6 separate regions of the Homo sapiens genome follow, and regions 2, 3, 4, 5 and 6 are each linked to region 1. Evidence: chromatin contacts called from ENCODE Hi-C or POLR2A ChIA-PET data. All regions are on one chromosome and are shown on one strand. Each heading gives the region's core, a stretch centred on a gene start or an enhancer-like site at or near the end of the contact. The rest is flanking DNA. Distances are from core to core; before and after follow the strand shown. Region 1 holds the start of LINC00467 (long intergenic non-protein coding RNA 467). Region 2 holds the start of RPS6KC1 (ribosomal protein S6 kinase C1). Region 3 holds the start of C1orf74 (chromosome 1 open reading frame 74). Region 4 holds the start of HHAT (hedgehog acyltransferase). Region 5 holds the start of PACC1 (proton activated chloride channel 1). Region 6 overlaps HHAT (hedgehog acyltransferase).

The links. A loop is a pair of places that touch in the nucleus more often than their neighbours do. ChIA-PET counts read pairs that join two places held with the same protein, here RNA polymerase II (POLR2A). Pooled maps may share reads with other maps.
Region 2: a loop to region 1 is called in a pooled map, with 7 times the contacts of the local background. The contact joins the promoter of RPS6KC1 here to the promoter of LINC00467 in region 1. A Hi-C loop is called at or near these places in 4 of 50 pooled maps.
Region 3: a loop to region 1 is called in a pooled map, with 7 times the contacts of the local background. The contact joins the promoter of C1orf74 here to the promoter of LINC00467 in region 1. A Hi-C loop is called at or near these places in 4 of 50 pooled maps.
Region 4: a loop to region 1 is called in a pooled map, with 6 times the contacts of the local background. The contact joins the promoter of HHAT here to the promoter of LINC00467 in region 1. A Hi-C loop is called at or near these places in 2 of 37 single-sample maps with no recorded cell type and 6 of 50 pooled maps.
Region 5: a pooled map shows a loop between it and region 1 (10-fold over the local background). The contact joins the promoter of PACC1 here to the promoter of LINC00467 in region 1. A Hi-C loop is called at or near these places in 8 of 50 pooled maps.
Region 6: a pooled map shows a loop between it and region 1 (4-fold over the local background). The contact joins the enhancer-like site here to the promoter of LINC00467 in region 1. A Hi-C loop is called at or near these places in 3 of 50 pooled maps. POLR2A ChIA-PET finds 5 or more read pairs at or near these places in 2 of 52 experiments (MCF 10A and activated CD4-positive, alpha-beta T cell).

What each region holds. Positions count from the first base shown.
Region 1 is chr1:211,380,163-211,384,639 of GRCh38, reverse strand. It overlaps LINC00467 (long intergenic non-protein coding RNA 467), which reads right to left and starts at 1,885. Exons shown (of 6, transcript NR_026761.2): 1 at 1,715-1,885. LOC124904504 (a long non-coding RNA gene) reads left to right here and starts at 1,896. Exons shown (of 2, transcript XR_007066868.1): 1 at 1,896-2,047; 2 at 2,242-4,477. LOC107985259 (a long non-coding RNA gene) reads left to right here and starts at 356. Exons shown (of 2, transcript XR_001738447.1): 1 at 356-1,369; 2 at 1,686-1,814. RefSeq lists an enhancer at 1,703-1,772.
Region 2 is chr1:213,048,567-213,053,043 of GRCh38, reverse strand. RPS6KC1 (ribosomal protein S6 kinase C1) reads right to left here and starts at 1,803. Exons shown (of 15, transcript NM_012424.6): 1 at 1,535-1,803. The coding sequence starts at 1,639. RefSeq lists a silencer at 1,575-1,674.
Region 3 is chr1:209,782,367-209,786,843 of GRCh38, reverse strand. It overlaps C1orf74 (chromosome 1 open reading frame 74), which reads left to right and starts at 2,285. Exons shown (of 2, transcript NM_152485.4): 1 at 2,285-2,466; 2 at 3,135-4,477. The coding sequence starts at 3,210. The coding sequence ends at 4,019. IRF6 (interferon regulatory factor 6) reads left to right here. Exons shown (of 9, transcript NM_006147.4): 9 at 1-1,227. RefSeq lists enhancers at 1,347-1,962, 2,147-2,406, 1,963-2,580.
Region 4 is chr1:210,326,782-210,331,258 of GRCh38, reverse strand. HHAT (hedgehog acyltransferase) reads right to left here and starts at 2,357. Exons shown (of 12, transcript NM_018194.6): 1 at 2,155-2,357. RefSeq lists enhancers at 499-668, 1,781-2,140, 3,015-3,184 and a silencer at 2,301-2,550.
Region 5 is chr1:212,412,966-212,417,442 of GRCh38, reverse strand. PACC1 (proton activated chloride channel 1) reads left to right here and starts at 2,557. Exons shown (of 8, transcript NM_018252.3): 1 at 2,557-2,721. The coding sequence starts at 2,686. RefSeq lists a silencer at 2,846-2,905.
Region 6 is chr1:210,372,449-210,376,925 of GRCh38, reverse strand. The region is part of intron 3 of HHAT (hedgehog acyltransferase); the gene reads right to left. It also overlaps the pseudogene RNU5A-8P. Among named protein-coding and RNA genes, the nearest start is that of HHAT, 46 kb to the right of the region's middle. RefSeq lists a silencer at 2,289-2,378 and enhancers at 2,054-2,965, 2,966-3,878. Within about 2 kb of position 2,410, at least 16 of the 41 ENCODE cell types and tissues checked have a DNase peak (open chromatin) inside an H3K27ac peak, as active enhancers do.

The sequences.
Region 1 (4,477 bases), core at 636-3,135:
CTACAGATTTTATCAGATATTCAAAATGAGAAAATTGTACTCTGAATCCTTCAACCTTGTCTCTGTATCGAGAACACACTACAGGTGGGGTGCAGTGGCTCATACCTGTAATCCCAGCACTTTGGGAGGCCAAGGTGGGAGGACTGCTTGAAGCCAGGAGTTCAAGACCAGCCTGGGCAACATAGTGAGACCCTGTCTCTACAAAAAATACAAAAATTAGCCGGGCATGGTGGTGCACACCTGTAGTCCCAGATACTCAGGAGGCTGAGGTGGAGGCTGCAGTGAGCTCTGATCACGCCACTGCACTCCAGCCTGGGCGACAGAGTGAGACCCTGTCTCAAAAACAAACAAACAAAAAAACAAAAAAAAACACTAAAAACAAACTACAGCCTCCACCTCCCTCAATAGTGAGTACAGAGTTATCACTCCTCTCTCTGAAATTAGATTTATAATATTTTAGTGACCTAGCCTAACCTTAACATTTTACAGATGAGTAAACACATCTAGCACTTTTACCTGATTTGTCCAAAGTTGCTCTTATACAATTTGTATTCTGTGCAACTGAGATGGGATTTATCTGCTATTTTATGTGGCCTTTTTATGAAGGCCTTTTCATGTTTCTCCTTCAGGTCGGAACTAAACCTCAGAGTTCTTCAAAACCCCAATTACCTTTATTGTCTTACATAAGCTAGCTGCCCAAATGTTTGCTGAGAATAGTGATAACCATTGTCATATTGAGGTAGAGGAAGGGGGCTGGTTGGTGGGTACTGGTTTAGGGGTACTTTTTTAAGGAAGCATGAGCACATTTTGGATATGCAAAATATTATTAAGTTTAGAGCTTAGATTTGGAAAAACAACACTTAAGCGTCTGTGTAAGGAGAGCTCTGAGAAAAGGGTTTTCAGACAGAACCCAAATTTCTCAAGAAGAACCCTCTAAACAGCATTAAGGAAAAAAATTCCTCTGTAGAAGCAACTAAGAAAAAAAGGAATACTCAGTATTTGGGAAAGAGAAAGGAATGAATGATAACAACACCAGATTGAGTAAGCTACACAATAAATCCAAATTTCAGCCCTACCACATCCAACCTATGTTGCCTTGAGCAAATTATTAAACTTTTCTGTGCCTCAATTTTCTCATGTCTGCCTACTTAAGGACTGCGTGGGAAGATTAAATAAAATGCATGTAAAGCACTTAGGTCAGTACCTTACTCTTAAGGCACTCTTAAGGGTTTGAGAAGGAAGGGAGGGACGTTAAGTGGAATGGTCCTTGGTACATTTTTGTTCCGCGGCAGTAGGATTCTGAAACAGAGGACATAATTACAAAGAAAGTTGGAGTAAGAAGTGGTGGTGCGGGCATCACATTTTCCTGGTGAGTATCTGAGGGCCCATCACAACTGTAGGAAGCGGAAGGGCTAATAAGTGTCAGGCCAAGAGCACACCCTCCAGGGTGCATCTGAGAAGTCGGCGGCCGTCGAGTATTAGCACTTAAATACTACGAGAGCTTTCATGACAAAGGACACATCTTTTGGGGAAACTCAGAGCTTGGGAGCGGCCTCATTAGCGGGGGACCGGGCAGAGGGGGGCTACCAACAGTCCCCTCGGAGTGACCGAAGGGAGATTGAGGAAAGAGTGAGGTGGGAAGAAAATGGCGGCGCGGCTTCTACCGGTTTGCCTTCACACTCTAGCCACAGCCCCGGCTGGAACGGTCACTTACTGGAAACTGCAGAGAAACAACCTGTTTGGTCCGACTTGACAACCTCAACCGGACCGAAGGTGCTGAACAACCAGTGCGGCGAGCGCCGCGAAACCCAACGCCCGACCGCGTAGGGAACGTCACAGCGCGCGCACGCGCAACAGTCGACTAGAAATGTCCGGCCTACGCCACAGAGCGGGGCGGGAGCGGAAGCGACTCTTCCGGTCGCGGGAGCCTTAGGCAAGAGCTGCTGGACTGGAGGGAGGGAGGGGAGGGGAGGGGAGGGGCGCGGGGACTCAAGCCACGGTTTTTGTGTCCGCGGCTGCACCCCTCTCGAAGCGTTTTCACGCACATGTGAGAAACCTCACACCCTGGGGCCGATTTCTTTAGTAGATTGGCGCCCAAATGGCAAAGATTTCCAGGGATTTGTTTGGGATTCCATATTTTTGTAGATTTGCCGAGATTGGATACTAGTACAATATTGAGAATTCCCGTCCAGCAATGTGGCTATTTTTTTAAATTAATTCAGTTCTCCCTTTGTTTTTCAGGTAAAGCGTTGCAGTTCGCTTGGTGTTGTGCGCATTTAACATTTTTTCATAGCTATTTTTGTTATTGTAGTTTGTTTTTACTAATAGACTATTAATCCATTAGTATCCTTGTATAAGAATGGCTTTTGATTGTTGATCTATCTGGACACTTCACTAAACGTTCGTATTCTAAAAATTTGACAGGCAGTCCTCTTTGATTTGTAGGTAAGAATTTATCTGTAAAGAACAATTTTGGCTTTTCCCAAGAATCCAGTGCAACACTGAATAGTAGCCGGAGGTACTTATTTCTTACCAGGAGTTATTTTGGATTGCATCTTAGGTTTCATTCAAGATATCTTCTGCAGGTTTATGGTGTGTGTGTGTGTGGGTGTATAGGCAAATTATGTTCTTTTCGTAGTTTACCATATCGGTTTTTTTTTTAATCAGCAAATGACTAAGTTTTACCAAGTATTTTCAGTATCAGTCTTTGAGATGATTGTATGGCCTTTTTTCCATTACTCTACAATAAAATAACTACAATAATAGATTTTCTAATGGTGAGCCAAACTTAGAATCCTGGTATCTTATTTTTTCAATATATTGCTGGATGCAATTTGCTGTGTAGTTAATTTTGGATTTTCATGTATGCACCTAAGTTAGATTGGCTTATGGTTTTCTTTTGCTGTCCTTGTCTAGTTTTGGTATCAGGTTGTGCTAGGAGTCAGACAGGTTAACTTATTTTTGTATGACCTGGAATAGACATAGCATGTGTGAATGATACATTTCTTAGGTTTTGAAGAACTCATCTTTAAAGCCTTCTGGGTGTGGTGCCATCTTAATGGATAGTTTTGTTTTTTATATAGCGTCCATCGTTATTGATACCTAGAATTTTTTCTTTTGCTTCTTGAGAAAATTAGTTTTTTCTAGAAAAGTATTGGCCGGGTGCGGTGACTCACGCCTGTGATCCCAGCACATTGGGAGGCCGAGGAGGGCGGATCACGAGGTCAGGAGATCGAGACCATCCTGGCTAACACGGTGAAACTCCGTCTCTACTAAAAATACGACAATGAAAAATTAGCCGGGCATGGTGGCGGGCGCCTGTAGTCCCAGCTACTCAGGAGGCTGAAGCAGGAGAATGGCTTGAACCCGGGAGGCGGAGCTTGCAGTGAGCTGAGATTTTGCTACTGCACTCCAGCCTGGGGGACAGAGCGAGACTCCATCTTTAAAAAAAAAGTATTTCAGCTATATTTTCTAACATTTAAAAAAATCTCATATTGTTCTCAACCATTCTTATATATTCTTATATATATATTCTTATATATTGTATTGGAGTCTTTTTCTTGATCATATTTATCAAACCAGCTTTTGGTTTTATAGATAAAATCTGTCTTAAAAGTAATTTCTCTTTCATTAATGTATGCCTTCATTAATTTCTTCTTATCTCTTTGGGTTTATTTTGTTCTTTTTATAGAATCTTGGAAGCTTAACTTTCCTTTAAAATGTTTAATATGAAATATTACCAGAATGTACAGTTACAGAAAATAATATAATGAACACTTGTATACCAACCATCTAGCTTTATCCCATTTTAACATTTTCTCTTATTTGCTTCAGATTTTAACATTCAGTTAGAGCTCCTTGTGAAACTGCCTGCAATCTCATTCTCCCTCTCTTCCTCTCTGAAATTAACTACTTCATTGAATTTGGTATCTGTCATTCCCATGAAAGCTTTTATGTATGCTCCAAATACATGTAGCGATGTTAAGTAGCATAAAGTACTGTTTTATGCTTTTTAAACCTAATATAAATGATATGCATGTCACTTACTTTTGCCACCTATAATTATGTATGTAAAATTTATCCAGGATGATTCCTGTAGTTCTAGTTTTATTTTAACTGCTGAATAGTATTCCATTGTATAATTGTACCACCATTTATCCATTCTCCAGTTGCTAGCAATTTCATGATTCCTGATTTCTGTCATTATAACATGAGTTAGTTCTTGCACACAGCTTCTTAGACATATGGTAAGAATTTCCTTAGGATAATGTCTAGAAATGGAATTGCAAGGTGGAAGGGTTTGCACAGTTCAACTTTGATATTGCCAAATTGTTCTCCAGTGGTTGTACTAACTTACCCTCCATCAGCAATGTAGGAGAGCTGCTGTTGCTCCATTCCATGCCAACACAGGTTATTTTTTTGCCCCAGTTTTTTTGTTTTGTTGTTTGGTTTTTTTTTTGCTGTTACCAACTGCTGA
Region 2 (4,477 bases), core at 554-3,053, 1.7 Mb before region 1:
AGTGCAAGCAGGGAGCAACAAACATCCCTCTATTCTCCGAACAGCAATCGGCAATAGCAGGTCAGGTCTTCTCATTATCTTTATACAGACATGTTCATCTATCCCTCCTTCTCACATTTATCTGAATTGTGCACCATTTCCATACATCACGTGCCACTCCCATGCCCCAAACTGATCTATTTAACCTTTAAGATTCTTCTCAGGCTGGGTGTGGTGGCTCATGCCTGTAATCCCAGCACTTTGGGAGGCCGAGGCAGGCGGATCAACTGAGGTCAGGACTTCGAAATGAGCCTGAGCAACATGCAGAAACCCCATCTCTACTAAAAATACAAAAAATTATCAGGGCATGGTAGCACATGCCTGTAATCCCAGCTACTCGGGAGGCTGAGGTAGGAGAATCGCTTGAACTCAGGAGGCAGAGGTTGCGGTGAGCAGAGATCATGCCATTGCACTCCAGCCTGGGCAACAAGAGCGAAACTCCGTCTCAAAAAAAAAAAAATTATTCTGAAGGCCTGCTTTACATCCTCCAAATGTATATTGAACTACTGTTACTTAATCTGTACCTCTCTTCTTTAAAAATTGATAAAGTTAATTATTAACATTTTATATAACTTGGAGTTAGGCAAAACTGGTTTCAGATCCCAGACAGATCTGCTACTGCCTTGCAATGTAAAGTTGGGCAAGTTACTAAACTTGCTTTAATCTATTTCTTCCTCATTAAAATGAGAATTAAATTGGGTGATGTGCATAAAATGCCTACTATACACATATATTCATGCACACATACGTCACATACATATATACTTATTTAATTTTGATTTATTCTTACTTTCCTAGAAGATGCAGACTCTCTTTAAAACTCAAGGCAAAAGCAATGAAACATAAAGTGGGTACTAAAAATTGGACCAGTTAGTTGATGTAAAGGAGCCTCCCAACTTTAAAATGTGCCCTCATGGTAGCTCACACAAGCCACCCTCAGCAGATTTTTTTCACGTCTCCTACTGAAAAACATGAAAAACTCAAAGGTTTGACAAAGCCCGGATCCACAGTTCCTAGGTTGGTGGCCTAACACTGACATCTGTCCCAAGAATCTGTCTTTCTCACAGCAAACCTGATAAAGGTCAAGAGAAAAAACAACTTATATTACATAAGCCAAACAATACATAAATTAACACTTTTTAATCTGCATTATCTTCCTGGAGCAAGCAAAACCACTTCTGCAAATTGCGAACTCAGAAGAGAAAGTCCAAACGGGATGGGAACTGAGTCATCAATTTAAAACCATCAACCACTGACTGCCCCACCCCCAGAAAGAGGACTCTACCACGACCTACTACAGTGAAGCCCTGGGCATATCACACTCAGCCACTACTCTAAAAATCCCAACCTCCGACACCCAAGTCCCGCCAGTAGGAGCAGCACCCAGTCCCACCCTCGGCTCTGAGCCAGAGTCAGGTACCCTCACATCAGGGTCCCCACCCCAGATCCTCAGGTCCCAATCCAAGCTCTACCCCAGCCCGACACCGGCACTCACCCGGGCGGTGACCTTATATACTGTGTAGCCCCTCGGGTGTCGCTGGGGCTCGGTGACAGTGTAGAAACGGGCCAGGTCGGCACTCCGCTCCCGGTAAGAGGTCATCCTCCCGCCGCCTCTGCCGCCGCCGCCACCCGCCCGGGATCATGAGGGAAACCCGGCGCCGCCGCGGTCCAGGTTCCCCAACGCAGCGGCGAAGCGGCGAGGGGGCGGTGGCTCCAAGGCGGCTCCACGGCGGCGCCTCAGCTGCACAGCTCTGCTTCCGGGTCAGCAGAGAAGCTTCCGGGCCAGGCTATCTCCCGCTTCTAGGGGGAGGGGAGACTCCTCCTTAGATTCTAGCCCCTTTGGGGCACCTGGGACTGGCCTGTAGTTGAAGACTAAGGGGTCGCGCTGCCACCCCCGTCACTGCGGAGACCTCAGGCCTCTCCACTAAAGACGACCTCTTGTACGCTAGCTCCGTCACCTTTTATGAGATTTTATGAGAGTTGGTATAGCCACGCCACACCGGGAGAGCGTGGTCCTCCCTGCCTCCGCCCCGCCGTGGTACAAACTTAAGTGGAGTGTTGAAGGGATGGAGAGATACCATAGCCTAGCACCTTCTTTCCTTACCTATTCACAGCCTATCATTTTAAATACCCACAGCAACATCTCATTCTCTGAGACATATCCCTTACTTCTTTCTAAGACGAATTTCCTTCCATTGAGCGCCTTTCTGTAACACATCTGCACAGCAAGCCCCCAACCCAAAAAAGCTCCCAAGCCAATATCAATCTTTTAAAAATCCCCACAGGTTCGAAAATCTGGAGTCCGCCTCTGGCTAGAAGAAAGAAATATGTCACTCGACCTCTCCGAGTCACTCACTACAGTTTCCAATTTCAGCTGAGGTTGTTATCAACGCTTGGCAGTTCCTTTATCTTTTTGTGATCAAGGTTCCTTTTCATTCCACAAAATATTCATGCCAAGTCTTTGCCATTATCCTAAAGACTCTGTTCCTCTTCCTTTTGCCTCCCTACTCTCCGCACCACCACTCTTCTTTACAGGGAAAAAAGAAGAGGAAGAAGCAGCTATGGCCCTTAGTACCAATTCCTTTGTCTTCTCACATTTCCATGCCAGTCTGAAACGTACACATATCACTTGCTCATTTTTACAGCTAATGACTCCACATGTGATCTGAATCCCATCCTCTTTGGCAAACCTTAAGACACTGTTTCAATGACATTCCAAATCTCCTTTCTGTATGTTTAATCTCTTTCTCACCACTGGCTCCTTCTTTTCAACCTACATATATCTAAGTCTATTAGTCATTCATTAAACCTGAATTCACCACCTACTATGTGCCAGACATGATGCCAATTTGGCATTGGAGTTACAAAGATAGTCCCTGTTCTCCGACCGGGCGCGGTGGCTCACGCCTGTAATCCCAACACTTTGGGAGGCCGAGGCGGGCGGATTACCTCAGGTCAGGAGTTCGAGACCAGCCTGGCCAACATGGTGAAACCCCGTCTCTACTAAAAATACAAAAAATTAGCCAGGCGTGGTGGCAGGCGCCTGCAATCCCAGCTACTTGGGAGGCTGAGGCAAAAGAGTCGTTTGAACCCGGGAGGTGGAGGTTTCGGTGAGCCAAGATCGCACCATTGCACTTCAGCCTGGGGGACAAGAGCAAGACTTCTCTCAAAAAAAAAAAAAAAAAAAAAAAGGTAGATAGTCCCTGTTCTCAAGTACCATCTAGTAGGAAAAATAAAGACACAAAATATACTGTGATAAGTACCATGGTGAATGTATATATGGAGTACTAAAGAGCACATCAATTCAGGATGGAAGATCGCCTAAGGCTTTCTGATAGAAGACTGAGTCTTGGAAGAGAGATGGGAGTTAGCCAGGAGAGAAGGGAGTAAAGGGCATTATTCATTTTGCCTTCTTTTCTTCCTTTCTTTCTCCTTCCACTCACCGTCAAAGTTGTTTAAGTTGATTTTAAAGTAATCTACATCAACATTGCATCATCACCCATTTATTCCCATGTCCAATTCAATCTGGTTTCACCTCTATATTGCTACTCTGAAACTGCTCTGAAAACAGTTTCCAGTGACCTCAATTTGCCCAATATTTCTGGATTTTGAAAGTCTCTGACCATTTCTACCTTTTTAAAACTTTTGTATATTCTTAGCATATGAGTCAGCATTATTTCTCTTTTCTCTTTTATACTCAGATGACTTGCTCTTTTTTCAGTCTCCTTTGCTGGTTTCTATTCCTTCCAAGAACTTTTAGTATTCTTGTTTCTCAAGATTTTGCCTTTGATCCTTTGTTCTTTATTCCCATTGACTTGCAAATGTCTATCTCCCAGCATATCTCTCTTCCAGGACTTGACTCACTTTACCTACATCTTTATTATATATCTAACACTGGAAACAGAACAAATCAAAATCTCAACATTTTTTCCCCTCATATACCTATTTCTATCTCCATGACTGGTTTTACTCTCCATTTAATTACATTAGTTAGCTATTTGATATCATCCTTAGCAACTTCCTCTCCATGTTCTCTGAGTTTCTTTGATTTACCAGATATTATTGATTAAAAATTTAAAAAGTGGAAAAACATGTGCCACGAAAACACTACTAGAAATACTTAAGACAAAGAAATATGATCAGGAATAAAGAAGGACAAAACTTAAAGAATTCAATTCATAAAGAAGACAGAGCAATTCTAAATGTGTATATACCTAATAACAAAACTAAAAATGTAAAAAGCAAAAACGATTAGAACTAAAAGAAGAAATAGACAAATCCACAATTATAGTTAAAATTTCAACACTCAGGCCTGGCATGGTGGCACATGCCTGTAATCCTAGCACTTTAGAAGGCTGAAGTGGGTAGATCACTTGAGGCCAGGAGTTCAAGACCAGCCTGGCCAACATGGCAAAACCTCATCTCTACTAAAAATACA
Region 3 (4,477 bases), core at 1,036-3,535, 1.6 Mb after region 1:
AAATGACTCAAAAGTTGAGCTAGCCTTATTTTAAAAACTAAAAGTTCAAAATCAGTGGTGACATGAGGACTTATTTATTTAAAGTGCTTAAGCCTTGGTTTTAGAGTTTCTAAGAGACCTAGTGGAATTTGCTATTATGAAAAGCATGAAAAGATTAAGAAACCTGGCTAAAGGTCAGGTGCCCAGCTTCGAGGAAAAGTTGGGCTTTTAGGGACCGGGAAGCATTAAAGGCACAGAAACTTTACATTTTGGGGGTCATTTTGTTGAGTAGGTGAAGTGAGGGATTTGGGCTTGATATTTGGCTGCCCCATCTCTACGTGGGAACTCAAAGTTAAAAACCCACTGTAGGTAAATTAGAAGGGCAGCTCTTGAATCTGGGCCAGTCTATATCCCTTCTGTGAAGTGCTAACAGCCAGGCTATCTGTAGCCTGGGTGGGAGCCCAGATAATGTGAGCTGGTAAAGGGTATTGGAAAAGTGCCAAGAAATGCCAAGCTTTTGGTTCGTAACCACTATAAAAAGTTTATGAACATGTCAGAGGAATGGATGAGTGATTTGTGAGGTCTTAACTAGATACCCCGGTTTCTTCCTTGTTTTGGCTTCTTTTCAGAATGCCGGGAGAGTACATGCAGGGATTCCATCTAATCACCCTCAGCACTCTTTCTCTGGTCCTGCTGGATAGATTTAGATTTCCTTTCTTTTTTTAGGGCCTCAGTCTGCTATCTCCTTTGGTGGCTACCACCACTCACTCCCTTGATATCTTCTACTCCCTTGCCTTCACCTTGCTTAAGACTGAGAAGGGAGTTAGATTTTGTCACTAGCTCTTCTTTTTCCTCACTGTGTACCCCACCAAACAAGATTAGTTCAAGTTAAAAAGAACCTACTGGAGGTAAACTGGGAGAGCAAGTGTTGGATCTGGGCTGGTCCCTTTCCCATAAAATTAGGTCCCTGGTTGTATGTTCCCATAGCACCCCATACTTCCTCTCTCAGAATAATCATTTCCCTTGTAATGCTCAGCATCCGCATCCTGCTTGACTGCAAACTTGCTGAAGGTAGGGACTGTTTGTCTTGGACTTCGCTGCCAGTCCTTAGAACAGTGTCTGGGACACAGTGTGTTCTCAAATATTTGTTGCTGGAATAAATGAATGAACTAAATCAGTCTTTTAGGGATTTACTGTTAACCACCATGGGAAAATTAAATAAATGCGGGGAAGGAAAACGTTCTAAAATTAGAAGACTACTTTCTACTCTCAGCTTCTGATTCCCTCTGAGCTAAGAACCAGACAGCCTTAGGCTGGTAACTCCTATAAGCTGGTCCTCCTCCCATGCTGACCCCATCTTTACTGTACAATTCACTTTTCATGGACTGAAGGCACCACCAAGATAGATCCAGGAGTGACAACTCCAGTGTAGGTGTCCACTGTTCCCTTAATCTCTGTCCTGCTCCAAGTATAAATAAATTGGGGCCATTTCCTTAGATATTGGGGTTTTCTCAAGAAATCCTTTCCCTTCGTGGCATGGGTCAAATCGCTGGTAGTTAAAAAGGTGTTAACTCTTACGTGAAATAACACTTTTTCTTTGTAATGACCTGACTGGAAAGCCTCTGTGTCATCACTTCTCATTTCTTATTTGAAATCAGCAAACTGGATTCAGTAGACATGAACTTAAGCCCCATGAAAGTGGGGGTTTTGTCTGTTTTGCTCACTGCAGTACCTCCAGGGCCTAGCAGCATGACTGGCACATATTTGTTCAAAGTGAATACTCACACCTTCACACCCTCCCTAGAGAGCTGTTGTAGGCCTCTCAAATGTAGGATTTAGGGAAGTCAAGTTAAAAAAAATTAAAACGTTTCAGCACCACCCACAGGTGAGGCTATTCTGCAAAATATGTTGTCTTGAGGTATGTTTCGTCTGGACAAAACGTATTTCCACAGACACAAATCAAAGGTGTTTATTAACTGCTGTGTGCCCTGTTTCTGGATTCCCAGTCAAGTGGGACACCAGACGTCATAACACAGGGAGGACGTTCGGCGAAGCAAAATGAGGGCAGCAGCGGGAAACCAGTTTCACCAGGTTCCGCCTTTTCTCGTTTACTTCCGCCCTTCCCAGTTCCTAAGCCGACAGATGGGGCCGCGTTCAGTCTGGCCGGAAAGGGCGGGCCGCACGGTGGCCCAAACTTCCGGCGCGCAGTAAGGCTGCCTAGCTAGTGATTCTAACGCGAGGCGCGCGAGCGGCTGGATGACGTCACGGAATGGGGGGAAAGAGGGCGGCACTCGAGTGGGTGCGCATGCGCAAGAAGGTGCCTGCGGGACTGGAGCAGAGCGGGCTGCGAGGGTCTTCCCAGCGCAGGCGGGTTTTCCAGTGTTACTTGCGGCTGGGCGTGGGGGACTAGCTGCCTTTCTGGCAGCAGGCAGGAAGCCGCAAAAAGTTTCTGAGCCCCCGAACCTGTAGCGGACGTGGAAAAAGAACGTATGTGAGACAGACTTATGCCTCATTTAGCAAATCACTATAACATGCTCTGGTGTGGGGTGTGTGGATCGGAGAAATCTCATCTTCCGAGGGTCCTTGATGTCGGACAGAAAGGGAAGGCGGGGCCAGCAGAAGTTAAAATACTACCCTTCTGCAGTTCTAGTGGATTTCATTCATTCATTTTTATGTGTCAGGGTGAGATGGTTGTTAGTCCACATTCTGGTGTATATTAATCAAATTACTATTCTTATAACTATTCTCTGGCGGGAAGAGTAGGGGAGTTGTCAGTGGAAAGGATACATTTGGAACTTGGAGCTCTGTCCCAGAAGGGCTTTTGGGCGAAATGCTGTGAATTTTGCCAAACACTGCCCCGCCTCCGCCTCTGCCCCAAATTCCCTACGGTTTGAACCAGAGAACGTAATTTGCAACAGGTGAAATTTAGAATAAAAGCCAGAGGGAATATAAATCTAGCTATAAGGCTAGAAAAACACACGAATTTATGATTGAGGGAGACCAAGTCAACCAGAAAAATCAAGCAGCATCGGTGAAACTATCTTGTCTGGGCTGGGTCGCCATTTCAAAGCAGGGAGGGACAGAATAACCTTTGGAAGATACCGCGATTTAACAGGAAGGCTGTTAATAATTCCCTGCTCCTGCTTTGTTTCTAGGCCCCTCCTCAAGTGTCTGGCTGAAAGATGCCACCCAGGGAAGGGAACTCGGGCTAGCTAAGGAGGCCATTCTTGATGTTGCTTCTAGATCTCATGTCATCACCGAGCCCTCAGCTGCTGGTGGCAGCTGCTCAGCAGACCCTTGGCATGGGAAAGAGACGGAGTCCACCCCAAGCCATCTGCCTTCACTTAGCTGGAGAGGTGCTGGCTGTGGCCCGGGGACTGAAGCCAGCTGTGCTCTATGATTGCAACTGTGCAGGGGCATCAGAGCTCCAGAGCTATCTGGAGGAGCTGAAGGGGCTTGGCTTCCTGACTTTTGGACTTCACATCCTTGAGATTGGAGAAAACAGCCTGATTGTCAGTCCTGAGCATGTATGTCAGCACTTGGAGCAGGTGCTGCTTGGTACCATAGCCTTTGTGGATGTTTCCAGCTGCCAGCGTCACCCTTCTGTCTGCTCCCTGGACCAGCTTCAGGACTTGAAGGCCCTCGTGGCTGAGATCATCACACATTTGCAGGGGCTGCAGAGGGACTTATCTCTAGCAGTCTCCTACAGCAGGCTCCATTCCTCAGACTGGAATCTGTGTACTGTATTTGGGATCCTCCTGGGCTATCCTGTTCCCTATACCTTTCACCTGAACCAGGGAGATGACAACTGCTTAGCTCTGACTCCACTACGAGTATTCACTGCCCGGATCTCATGGTTGCTAGGTCAACCCCCAATCCTGCTCTATTCTTTTAGTGTCCCAGAGAGTTTGTTCCCAGGCCTGAGGGACATTCTAAACACCTGGGAGAAGGACCTCAGAACCCGATTTAGGACTCAGAATGACTTTGCTGATCTCAGCATCTCCTCTGAGATAGTCACACTGCCGGCTGTGGCCCTCTGACTTTAACTCTCCTCCCATATAGAAGGTACTCAGTAAATGATCATCTCTAGGTTGGGGATGGCAAATAATCATCTCAACTGCCAATTCCAAGTGTCTTGAATACACTAAGGCACAATGCTGTAGATCAGTTGGCCACAAATGCAAAGGGCATGTAAATAGGTAATGGTGGTGCTAGTAGCAAATTGGTAGATAGTACATACTTGCCATTTCTATACTAGGAAGTCCTCTTAGTGGAGATGTTTTCATTTTCACTGGATAAAAGATAGAAGGAAGGAGATGATAGAGGAAAAGCAGGGTGATGGAAGACAAGCCAAACACTCTTGCATGGTAACCTTGTAAATATACCTGCTCTATGTGGGTGCTGCATGCTAGGAAAGTAGGGCTGGGGGCTTTTCTGCATGTTTATATGCCTCCAACTGAATTTGAGGAGAGTAGACCACCAGTATGCTTAAATATGT
Region 4 (4,477 bases), core at 1,108-3,607, 1.1 Mb after region 1:
CACCCCCCCAGATGGGACTGCCTAGTTGCAGAAAAACAAGCTCAGGGGTCCCACTGATTCTACTCTATGGTGAGTTGTATTCATATTACAATGTAATAATAATAGAAATAAAGTCCACAATAAATGTAATGCAGGTGGGGCATGGTGATTCACACCTGTAATCCCAGCACTTTGGGAGGCCAAGGAGAGGATGGCTTGAGCTCAGGAGTTCGAGCTCAGGAATTTGAGACCAGCCTGGTTGACATGGTGAAATCCTGTCTCTACTAAAAATACAAAAATTAGCCAGATGTGGTGTCGCATGCCTGTAAGCTACTCCGGAGGCTGAGGCACGAGAATTGCTTGATCCCCAGAGGTGGAGGTTGCAGTGAGCCAGTATCGTGCCACTGCACTCCAGCCTGGGTGACCCAGCGAGACTCTTGTCTCAAAACAAATAAATAAAATAAATGTAACGTGCTTGAATTATCCCAACACCATCCCCCTTCCCCCAGTCCATGAAAAACTTATTGTCCATGAAACCGGTCCTTGGTGCCAAAAAGGTTGGGGACCACTGCTTTAGGGAACATTCCCCCTGGGCCAGGTCCTAAGCTGGAAGCAGGGGGTGCAGGTAAGGCCCATGCTCGCAAGTTCCTGATGCTACCTACAGAGCTCCCACCAACATCTGGCCACCCACAAAAACGGCTGCTCCCTCCAAAGAATTGACTTTCACCCTAAGTTCATCCATCTAACCTACTTCCAAGGAGGGGGCAAAGTAAACAGTAGATAAAGCACAGGCGTTGATCCAAAAGAGGAGTCCAAAACCCGGCCCTGACATGTACTAGTTTGTGGCTTTGGCTCCCCTCCAAGGCTTTCTCTATCCTACTGTGAAAAGAGATAACAACACTTATCTTTCCCAGTTACTGTAAGGTTTAGAAATAATGTATCTAAAGCACCTAATAAGCACACAGTCTCCTTAAATTAACATTAATTGAATCTCTCAGGTCAGAGCTGTCCTTATCAAACAATCACAATTAGGGACTGACTGGCAACGAGAAAGGAGGGAGAAAAATCACAGGGAAAATGGAACATGAGGAATGGAAGGGGAAAAAAATCATTCCTCAAAGTCTCCTTCAATGAACTACCGCCTCTTCAATGAAGCCTTCCCTCTCCTCTCCTTGCATTCCCATAGCACTTAATCACATTGAAATAGGTCCTTAGCTCTGAGAATGAATGAGATGCCAGGCACGGTGGCTCACGCCTGTAATCCCAGCACTTTGGGAGGTCGAGGTGGGCAGATCACCCGAGGTCAGGAATTCGAGACCAGCCTGGCCAACACGGTGAGACCCTCGTCTCTACTAAAAATACAAAATTAGGTGGGCGTGGTGGCGCATGCCTGTAATCCCAGCTACTCAGGAGGCAAGGCTGGAGAATCGCTTGAAACCGGGATGCTGAGGTTGCAGTGAGCTGAGATTGTGCCATTGCACTCCAGCCTGGGCGACCAGAGCGAAACTCCGCCTCAAAAACACAAACAACAACAAAAACAGAAAGAGAAGCAATGTCTCACTCCCACGTAATGCAAACCTCTGAGGATGCCAAATGCCCTAGCCCTACAACCCTGATCCAAGAGCAATGTACACAGGTAGCAGCACATTTCTTAACACCAATGCTACCCGTAAAGTACCTCTGGTGAGGATTAGCGGGAGGGTTTTTCCGCATAAAGACCTGCCACCTGAAGGTTAGACTCAGAACAGAGGAAGAAAACTGAGTCCTGAAGATAGAACGCAAAGGAAGTCTCTAACTTTAGAGTCCCTGGAGTCACAGCAGGCAGGCAGGCGCACCGCCGATACTGCCAAGAGGACCAGAGTTCGCAACTCCCCGCAGCAGTTCCGGAAGCTGGGGACGAAGCCAAGGAGAGAGGACGTGGGCAGGGCCGTGCGCGGACTTGTCCCGGCGCCTAGATCCCCGCCTTTGCCCGGGCGCACTGCGCGCGCGGCCCCCGCCGCTTTTGTCTTCTTCGCCCGACCGGGAACTTCCTCTGTCCCGCCCTCGGGCGCGCACACGGGAACTTGGGTAGGAAACGGAAAGCGTTTTGTGCATTTTTTTTTTAACAGAGTAAACTGACGCAGAAAATTCAGCATCTAACCTCCCCAGGACCCCCTATGGTCACCAGTTACCAACCTCCGGGCTGTCCCGGGCGGCGGCGACGGCAACGTTCACGCGCGCCGCGAGTTCCCAACACCCCTCTTTCGGCACTTCCGAGTCCCAGCGACATCGGCGGCGGCTGCGGGCTTCCCCGGGACGCCACCCTCTTTCCCCCGGAGCTGCCCTTTGGAGGAGCAGCGCAGCGCGCGTCCTCCGAGCACGCCCCTGCCGCCGTGCCCGCGCGCCCTCCGCGCCCGGACTCGGGAACCCGCGGCGCTCTCCGGGCGATGGCGAGCAGGCCGTGCTGCTGCAGGGGGCGGGCCAGAGCGCGGCCTGCGTTTCTGAACCGCGTTTGCCCCGCCGGCGGCCCGGGGCCCCTAGCCCCGCTCACCCCTCGGCTGTTGGTTCCCACTGACCCTGGCGTGCATATCTCTCCCCCACCCGTGTGTTCATTGCAGGTCTGGGGCTGCCTGCAAGTTAATTGCAGAGTGGAAGTCACCTGAAACTCGAGGTGGGCCGTCATTCCAACACCAGTGGTCCCCACCTACGTTTTGTAGGCGAAAGGAGGTAGTTCGGTGCGGTGGAAAGAGGGTGGGCTTTGCAGCCCTGGCAGCTTCGAGGGCTTACTGTGTGAACTTAGCCCCTGTGAGCCTCCCTGTACACCTCTGTAAAACAGAAATAGACTTCCCTGCTTTTCTTTGTAAATTAGAGTGAAGATCAAATAGAATAAACTTTATGAATTGTAAAGCAACTTACAGAGATCACTACTGCAAAATGGGTACGAAGATTTTGATTGCGTTGTGAAAAGAGTGGAAGATCTGAAGATGCTCCAACGGGGTATAATTGGGACGATGTTGCTGCTCGGAGGCCTCCAAGCCTGAGCCAAGAGACAGGCTTGCCAGAGTTCTCCAGACTTATCTCAGCAGAATCACGTGGCTCTCATTAAAACCTCGGGCTTCTGGATCCCTCCCCAAACCAAAAGCATCAGACTGTCCATGGCAGGGGCGTCTCAGGTGGTTCTATGATAAGGTGAAGGTGGATAACTCTGCCCTAGGCAGCAGGGAAACTCGGAAGCTGTGCTCTCAGAAATTTCATCTAGCAGTCATTGTAATGGTCGAGAGGATTATTTTAATGATTTTAGAATTCTCCAGGAAACCAGAGTATGAACTCTCCAAGAGCTGGAGCTATCTTTTCTTTCTGCTTCCCCCCAACCCACTCACCCCAAAACCTGGTACTGGATGGTGTTCAGTAAGCAGGTGTTAGTAAACTAGCCCCAAATAGGAGTGCCAGATTTAGCAAATAAAAATACAGCATACTCAATTAAAATTGAATTTCAGGCTGGGCGCGGTGGCCCACGCCTGTAATCTCAGCACTTTAGGAGCGGTAGCAGGAGGATCACTTGAGGCCAGGAGTTTGAGACCAGCCTGGCCAACATGGTGAGACCCCGTCTCTACTAAAAATACAAAAATTAGCCGGGTGTGGTGGCCTGCACCTGTAATCCCAGCCACTTGGGAGGCTGAGGCACGAGAATCGCTTGAACCCGGGCGGCAGAGGTTGCAGTGAGCTCAGATCGCACCACTGCACTCCAACCTGGGTGACTGAGCCGGACTCTGTCTCAAAAAAATAAGTAAATAATTTCAGGTGAACAATATGTAACTTTTTAGTATCACTATGACCCATGCAATATTTGGGATATACTTATTTTTTTTAAGTACTTACAGGAAGCTTGTAATCCCAGCACTTTGGGAGGTCGAGGTGAGTAGATAACTTGAATCCAGGAGTTCGAGACCAGCCTGGCCAACATGATGAAACTCCATCTCTACCAAAAAAAAAAAAAAAAAATGGTATATCTGAAATTCAAATTTACATCCTGGGTATCTGAAAATCAAACTTAACTGGGTATTTTATCTGTCAACTCTAGATCCAAGGGTTTGGCAGAGGGAGTGGCAGAATAAGAACTCAACTCAGGTAGTGTCAAACTCAGGGACAGGGATGTGATAACAGCTCCTATATTATTTCTAAAAGATGCTGTTGTTAATATAGGTTCAGTGTGATTTACACTTAACCCCTGTCTACATATGCACTTTAAATTCACCGGCGAACACAAAGGAGATAAAGGCAGATTTAAACACAGGCAATCAGAAACATCAAATAAAAATAGCCAAAATTTATGTGTGTGTGTATATATATATATATATATATATATATATATATGTATGTATTAGAGACAGTCTCACTGTGTCACCCAGGCTAAGCACAGTGGCATGATCTCAGCTCACTGCAGATTCAAGCAATTCTTGTGCCTTAGCCACCTGAGTGGCTGGGATTACAGGCAAGCACCAGCCACCACACCTGGCTA
Region 5 (4,477 bases), core at 1,308-3,807, 1.0 Mb before region 1:
CCTCAAACCCTCTCTCAAGGAGTTTGCGGCTTTTCTAAGGGTTTTTAAGGAGTAGGCTGAAGTGTGGAGACTGCTGATTGGCCAAAGGGAACAGGGTGAAATCATTGGACAGAGAGAGAAGCAGCTGTATTCTCATGCTGATTCCATTCCTCTGTTGGTGTCTTCAAACTTGTTGGTGTCAGCTGTTTCACTGGAATTTGTGATCTGAAAAACATTTTAAGCAATTTTTTTTTTTGAGACAGAATTTTGCTATTGTCGCCCAGGCTGGAGTGCAATGGTGTGATCTTGGCTCACTGCAACCTCTGCCTCCCGGGTTCAAGCGATTCTCCTGCCTCAGCCTCCTGAGTAGGGAGGCTAGGGAGGCTGGGATTATAGGTGCCCGCCACCATGCCTGGTTAATTTTTGTATTTTTAGTAAAGATGAAGTTTTACCATGTTGGCCAGGCTGGTCTCGAACTCCTGACCTCAGGCAATCCGCCCGCCTCGGCCTCCTAAAGAGTTGGGATTACAGGCGTGAGCCACTGGGCCTGGCCTTAAACAATTCTTAAGCAAAAGCCTTATGATTCCAATGTCAGAAATCCTACCTGTAGGAGCAGTGGAGATGCAAATGGTCAGTATCTAGTGCTACATGACTTTTGGCTACAAGGAAGTGGGTCAAATTACAGCCTGATTAATGCTTAATTATAACTCTATTTCTGTGCAGAATTCGTGTTAACCCTGTGAGGATGGCTTCAAAGTGAGGTAGGAGCAAGCCGGGAGTGTGTGGTGTCCTGGAAGCCAGGGAGGAACGCGTATCAAGGAGGAGGGAGGATCAGCCAAGTCCACTGTGGCTGATAAATCAAGAAAGAGGAGGATGGGAAAATGGCCATCTGATGTGACAACACTGAGGTCACTTGTGACCTTGACAAGCACTGTTCCAGTGGAGTGGAGGGGAGTAAAGCCTGACTGGTGTGTGCTCATGAAGGAATGGGAGAGAGGACTTGGGGGCTGCAAGGACAGAACATTATTTACATGTTTATGATCTGTCTCTCCACAGTTGCATGAAAGAGCCACGAAAGCCAGGACCCAAGGGTATCTTATCCATTTCTGTATCCCAGTGCCCAGCACATTGTATTTGTTAAGCCATATTTTATATTTTATTAGCCAGTATCTCCTTCAAATGTGGGAGCCCATAATTTTCCAGTTTGGTCACACCAACAAAGACTAGAGAGGAATGACAGGGTTGGAATAGAATTCTCTGGTTCCTTCCAGCTCTAATATTCTATGATGGTGTGAACTTGTTCTATCAAGTACCATTGTATTAACACAGTAAGGAATTTAATTAGTGGTCTGCTATTGTTAATTTGTTTTGGTAAGCAACTGTTAAATGAAATGGCTGGAATCAGTGTTCCATTCATAAATTTAACAAACATTTGTCGAGTGCCTACAATGTGTTAGGCACTATATATATTGTCCCATATAACAGATTTAAGAGCAGAGGGCCTAGGATAGGGGTGAGTGGTCAGGAGAGGTGATGGGGACCTCCCATTGCTAATGCTCCAGGAGGTCCAGGGTTCTTTGATGTGGCTGGCACTATTCTGCTTATCACTGAGGAGAGAAGAGGCTCCCAGTGGCCTGAGTGGAGGGGTTACCAAGCTGCAGCTGCAAGGGACACAGAGCAGCATTCACCAAGGCACAACAAGCAGCCTCTATCTGCTTCACCACTGAGGAGCCGAGGGCCCTCACACAACAGCTGTTTCAGGCAGTGGGAGGAGAGGAAGATGTGGTCTTCAGGTCCACCCTGCCACAGGGCCAACACCAGATTTGACGCCACATCTAGCGCTTGAGGCTTCTTCTGTGGCTGAACAGCGGCTTTAGGCTTTCTCTGCACGATCCTTCCTTTCTGCTTTCATAGGCCTTGTCAGGCAGGGCAGGGTTTAGCAGTTGCATTCTAAGGCGAGGAGAGGAGGGCTCAGAGCATTGCAAGACCTAAAGGGGAGGGTCAGAGCCAGGACAAGAACCTAGGGGTACTCCTGCCCCTGGAATAATGGAGAGAACATGGGCTCCGCAGTCTACCCCTGGATGAAATAATCTTCATTTGATTACCGCTCCACCCGCATCCTTTCTGAAACAAAGTACCTCAGTTTCCTCATTTGTAAATTAGGGAGAAAAATGTCCTTCTTACAGGGTTCCTTGCAGAATCAACGGCATAATGTGAGTGAGAGCGCTTTGTAACTAACATACAAAGTGCTCTCCAGACATTTATTACCGTTTTAAACCGCCAGGCCAAGCTTCCTCTTGCAATTATAGATTAGGGGCTCCTACTCATCTGACTTTGTTCCACTTTCCACTCCTCTTCTCCGTCCCTCCCCCTCCAACAAAGAGAGGAAGTGAGAGACGCAGAGGCACGCGTCTAAGGACCAGCTTAGCTGGCCCAGGGTCACATGCAGGCCTCCGCCACAGGGGTGAGAGCTGGTGTGAGGGGCGCCCCCGCCCAGAACTACATTTCCCATCAACACTTTCGCGACTCCTGGGCGGCAGCGGCCAGGCGCATGCGCCGAGTATCGCCACGCCTGGTCTCTGGGACGCCCCTCCGGACCGGTTTCGCCTCGCGGAGCCGGTAGGTCCAGGTGCAGCGGCCGCAGTGCTGCGTCCGTGCGCCGCGGGCTGGGGCGGTCTCAGGTGTGCCGAAGCTCTGGTCAGTGCCATGATCCGGCAGGAGCGCTCCACATCCTACCAGGAGGTACGAGGTTGTGAGAGACGGAAGGGAAGTTTGAGGCGGAGGAGCAGGGTCCCGGGGGCCTGGGCGGATGCGGGGCGGGGGGTGTCGGGGCTGCGCGGCAGAGGGCTCTTCCGAGGGACCGACGGGTGCGTCAGGGGAGGGCTCCCGGGGTGCAGAGGAGCGGCCCAGGGGCAGGAAGGAAGCGGGGCAGCGGAGCGGGCGCCCAGCGTTCTCCGTATGCTGCGGGTTGCATGGCCGAGGTCCGGAGTAGGGTCCCCGGCGCCGCGACCCGTAACCAGCAGGTGAATGATTGAAGCTACCTGAGGCCCAGCCTTCCGCGCTCCCCGCCGGAGCGGCAGCCCAATGGCCCAGAGGAACCCGGCGTTCTTTGCAACAAGTGGAGCGCCCGCGCCCTCCTCCCGGCGAGATCTGATGCGCGGTCGGCATCGTCGGCATCCTCCCCCTCCAAGCCCAAGGCCTCGCTGTCCCCGCGGCTGGTGACAGGATTGATTACCTGTTTTTTGGTGACCACCTAACTTTGAAAAAGTGCCTTCATGGACTCTGCTAGTTCTCGCTCCTCTTCGTCTCTCCCTCCAGTCTCACCTCCTCCCACGACTTTATCACTTTCCAGTTCTTTGTCTCTTCTCTGTCCTGCGCTGCAGGCTGTGCGTCCAGCGCTTCCTTCAAGCAAGCCCTGCCTCCTCACTTCTCCAGCTGTATTAGTGAAACTGCTCTCCTCCTCCGCCTCCACTTCTCGGCCCCCAAACCTTGGTCATCTTTGGCAACCGTCCTCTTCTGTGCCCCTCCATCGTGCCGCCTCATTGGCCAAAGTCAGGCAGTTCCAGGTCGGTCCTCCTCCAGTTTGTGTCCCTGTGTTTGCTGTAACCTCTGAGTGCGATACTGTGTTACCATCGCTCCCTTTAGTCTCTTATACTCTCCAGATTTGCCTTGAGGCCCTGCCTTCACCTCGGAGCATTCCTTTTTTCTCAGACCTGACGCTGCCCTTCGTCTGCCCAGAACAGTCCAGACTTCTCAGCAGGCTCCCAAAGCTCTGAACAGCACAGCAGCCATGTCTCCCATTACCTTTGCCACCTCCTAACCCACCTAGGGTCTGGCACAGTGGAAACTCAGTTTTAAAATGTGCTCCTGCCTCTGTGCGTGTGCTCACTCCATTCCTTCATCAACGCTCCGCCAAGCTCCATTGGGTAAAATGCCCCCAGAAGTCAAGGGCTACCTCAAGTTCCATGTGTTCCATAGGGGTCCGCTTTCCAGACCCGTCTGCATTTCTGTCTGTCCTTCTCATAATGAACTTGCTGCCTTCTGTCTTAGTCAATAGTTACTGCTGTACATATCTCCCTTTGTAAAAGACTGATTCACAGAAGGGCTTTGTGGACTATATAAAGCAGGTGGCTTAGCCCTACAGTGGAGGGAGAAGCCAACTTGAAGGCAGATGAGATTTGCCTAAGGCTTGCCATTTTTTAGTGTAGGATCTTGGCTGGAATCTGGCCTTGGACAGATTTCTATATTTCTCCTCCCATCCCCTTTATTCCATCTGTTTCCTTTGTCTGAAAGGAGTCTGAGGGATTTTAACCAGTGCTGTGGATTCCATGACCCCTAGATTCTGTACCCTAAACAGTGGGGGAATCCTGGGGAATGAGATGTGTCTGAAAGTTTTTAGGTTTATAGGGTGTGGAGCACAGTGGATAAAAGTCAGAAAGCCCACGTTCGTGCCTGGCTGTGCCTCTTGCTGTTTGTGTGACTTTTATTGAGTCACATA
Region 6 (4,477 bases), core at 1,161-3,660, 1.0 Mb after region 1:
AAGAAAGTGTGATCTCAGAGAGAAAAAGGGAGAACTAACATTTTTGCCATCTATCTAGGGGAAGAAGAAGGGAACCCTCCATAATCCCAGCTACCACCTTTCTACTTTACACACTGCCTGAAAGACCAGGGAAACAGGTGAGCAGAACTATGCTGGAGTTCTCCCATACATCTTTACATCTGTCCCCTTTGCCCATTAGCTGCCCAAGCTGTCCAAGAGACACCTCCCCACCCAGCGCACCCCTGAACCCACCAGCCGTCACAGGCAGCCCAGGGGCCTGGGAGACTGGGAATAGAGACAGAGAAGAACGAGACCAAGGCTCACCACATCCTCAGGGCACACTGCCCCATCCTTCCCCCACAGTCCATTACTTCCACCATCTTTCTTCAGAAATCTATTTGCGTATTAATAAAATAACTCATTTATGATGCCTAAGACTTACTTTAAAACACAAGCTACAACACAGAGACGTCTGCTTTCAGACAAGATATAGTACACACATTTATCCCTATCCCTCCACTAACGACAGCTAAAACCCTTGGATGTAACATATAAAACGAATGTAAGGGGATTGTGAATGGTGAAAAGAGCAGACTGGCTAGAGAGCTCAGGGCCTAAGGAACGACAATAAGCAAAACAAAATTAAGTATTAAGTAAATGTTGATATAAATATTAACATTTACATTAATGCATTATACTTAATATATAACTTACTAGATGGGCTTAATAGCAAAAGTAGATTACATAAGAAAGAATTATTGAGCCAGGCGTGGTGGCTCATGCCTGTAATCCCAGAACTTTGGGAGGCCGAGGCAGGTGGATCACTTGAGGCCAGGAGTTCCAGACCAGCCTGGCCGATATGGCAAAACCCCCTATCTAGTAAAAATACAAAAAAAAAAAAAAAAAAAAAATTAGCTGTGCATGGTGGCACATGCCTGTAATCCCAGCTTCTTGGGAGGGTTAGAAGAATCATTTGAACCCGGGAGGCAGAGATTGCAGTGAGCCAAGATTGTGCCACTGCACTCCAGCCTGGATGACAGAGTGAGATTTTTTTTTTTTTTTAATTATTGAACCTAAGGATAGGTCAATAAAAATCACCCAATCTGAACAAGAGAGAGAAAACTGACTGAAAAAATACAGCCTCAGAGACCCTTGATATAAGAACAAAAGATCTGACATTGGTGTCATTAAATTTTCCAGAAGGAAAGAAGAAAAAATATGAGGTTAAAAATACGTTCAAAGAAATAATGGCAAAAAAAAAAGATCTCCAAATTTGGCAAAAAGCATAAACCTACAAATTCAAGAAGCTGAATAAACCCCAATCAAATTAAATACAGCAATTAAAAGACAGAGCTTGGCAGAATGGATTGCTAGAAAAAAGACCCAACTCTGGACTGTCCACAGGAATTCACTTTAAATATAATGAAATGGGGAGGTGGAAAGTTAAAAGATGAAAAAGGATATGGCATACATACATGAATCAAAAGAAAGTGGGAGTGGCTCTACCAATGGCAGATAAAGTAGACTTCAGAGAAAGAAAATCACCAGGGTCAAAAAGGGTCATTGCAGAATGATAAAAATATCTTCTCACCAATAAGATATAAGAATCCTAAATGTGTGTGTGTATATACACATACACACATACATATATATTTAAAAGCATTGTGGTTTTTCAGGGATTAGAGATGAAGAGGAGGAGGGTGAGTATGGCCATCAAAGAGGCAGCACAGAGTAGCTCTTCAAGGTTCTGTATCTTTGTCATGTTGGTGTTTACATGAATCTACACATGTGATAAAACCACATATAACTATATACATATACACAAGTAAGTGCTTGCAAAACAGGTGAAATCTGATTAAAGTCTGTGGGTTGTACTAATGTCAAGTTCCTGGGTTTGAGTTCACTATGGAAGATTCCCCACTGGGGAGCTAACCATCAGGTTCTCCTGTTAGCAACAACAGACACCAGGAACTGCTGGGGGGTGGCAGGGAGGACTGGTAAGGCCTGAAAAACTAACTACTGGGTACTGTGCTCAGTACCTGGGTGACAAGATCATTCATACCCTCAACCTCAGCGTCACACAATATACCCAGGTAATAAACTTGCACATGTACCCCTGGAATCTAAAATTAAAAGTAAGGGATTAAAAAAAAAAAAAAAAAGATTCCCCACTGGGGAAGCTCGGTAGAGGTACACAAGGCCTCTCTGTACTACTGCTGCAACTTCCTGTAAATGTGTAATTGTTTCAAAATAAGATGATGCTAAAGATAACAAATCGTACTCCAAGTCCCATTATACAAAAAGGGCTAAAACGAGTTTCCATGGTTAACCCAGGATGGGATTTAGAACTCAGCTAGCATGGCCTCTACTTCGCCCCCTAGTGGTAGCACCAAAGGCACCCGGTGAATAACAAGGTGTGGAATCTCAAGGTGATGACTCAACATCTCATTTGCATACCCATAGTACCCTGCACATAGTAAATTATTTAAAGCTTAAAAGAATATTTCTTTTGACTCAACATTTCTAACTATGGGAAGATTAAAGAATTCTTTTTGTGCAAACTGTAGGCAGTAATTCTTTTTGTGCGAACTGTAGGCACCATCGGCGTACTAGGAGTTGCGGTTACTGCAACAATGAGTTGAACTAATTTGTAGCATTACACTGGTTTCTCTTCAGATCGAATAAATCTTTCGCCTTTTACTAAAGATTTCCGTGGAGAGAAACAAATCAGTTATAAGCTAATTTTTTGTAAGCCTTGCCCTGGGGAGGCAGATCATGTTTTATAAAAAAAGACTTAAAGAGGAAAACATTATGGTGCAACTTTAGGCTTAAGTGATTCATTGTCACTGTTTGTTTAAACATTGTGTAACAGAACTTGCAAAGACAGTTAACTCTTGTTTTCCATGTCAAAGGTCTGAATACTTGCATGATAAAAGTCTGTGTAACTTTCCCTGGTGACATCTGACTTGCTAATTAGCAACATTAACATTGGAGACACAGACTGGCTTAGACAATTTGGAGACTCCCCCTTAAGTGATGGCCTTTAAGATCCTAAACTCAGCCACATAGTTGGGAGAATTTCTGGTTGCCTGTCTGCAAAAAAGCCCCAAATCCATCCTTCTCTAGATAACATTCTATTATCTATCTACCTAGTAACAAATTCAATGCAAGGTGGTGATGCAAGCTCCTTAAAGGACTCCATCAATTCCACTGATCAGCTTGGTGTAAACTGGTTTCCACTGCTTGCCTAGTAAGTGTTTAATAAACGTACACATGCCAGATAGAATTTGACCTGAGCTTTGCTTTCATTAAACCTGGGAGCAAAATCATGATGGAATAACAAACCTTCATCCATCTCGAACTTTTCGGCAGCTATTGTCATCCCTGAAAGTAGCATCAGTCAGTTCCCCACACAAAGACACCCCACTTTACATCTTCTCCCACGTGCCCCTGTGATCTCGCTCTTACCTTGCTGCTGCTGCTTAATTTCTTTTTAACAAAGGCTTATCAACTGTCATGTCATGATTTTAAAAGGTAATAACCTTTTTAAGAATGCTGACAGGCACCACTTTTAGGAAATGTACTGAGAGAAGGAAATGTTTTCCCTCCTTCCCACTTCCCCATACCTCCCCCCAAATTTCAGATCCCGCCACTATTCAACCTGCCCTAGGCTGGAATAATCCCGTCCCCCTTTCTCTCTGAGTCTTGTTATGGCACTTATATAAGTCTGAATCATGTTACAGCACTTCCATGTTTGTGTGTAAATTAACTTTAATCCACCTCTAAGGACAGTTCTTAACATTGAAAGTATCCAAATGAGGAGTCCACAAAGAGTGAGTTAGCATTTGAAGGATTCTAATCAGAAATCTACTCCCAGACATGACTACAATTCAAATAATTCCAACATGGTACCTAAAGCTGCACCTGAAAGTTTACTAGCATAAGGAATGTTAGAAATAAATATTTTAGTAATGAAAAGCATGGTGCTCAATATGTGATGGATTAAAATTTTTCTCAGGCTCTGATACCCTTGTAATAATGAAGCATGTATGTAAGAATCCCTTGAGGCCAGGTACAGTGGCTCACGCCTGTAATCCCAACACTTTGGGAGGCTGAGCCAGAAGGATCACAAAAAAAAAAAAAAACACCTCCCTTGAGCCCAGCACCCAAAGCACTGAAAGTCTAACACTCTCTTGGTCTGTGTCCTTTGCTTTAATAAGGCTCTATCCTCTAATCAGACTAGAAGGGTAACTGCTTCAGCCAGCAGAATAGAATTGCACCAGCCTCAGAAGGAACTTCCGTGCAAGATGCTTGTTGGAGTACCTAAAGACAGACAATAGAGGCTTCACAAGCTTTCAGGAACAAGTTCAATGATGGTTTTGTACTTCCCTACCTAATGAATGTTTGTACTTGTAGGAGAATTCAGTTAGACACCTTCACTGTTTAACATACCACTTGGTGGCAAGGTTGTGGGAGA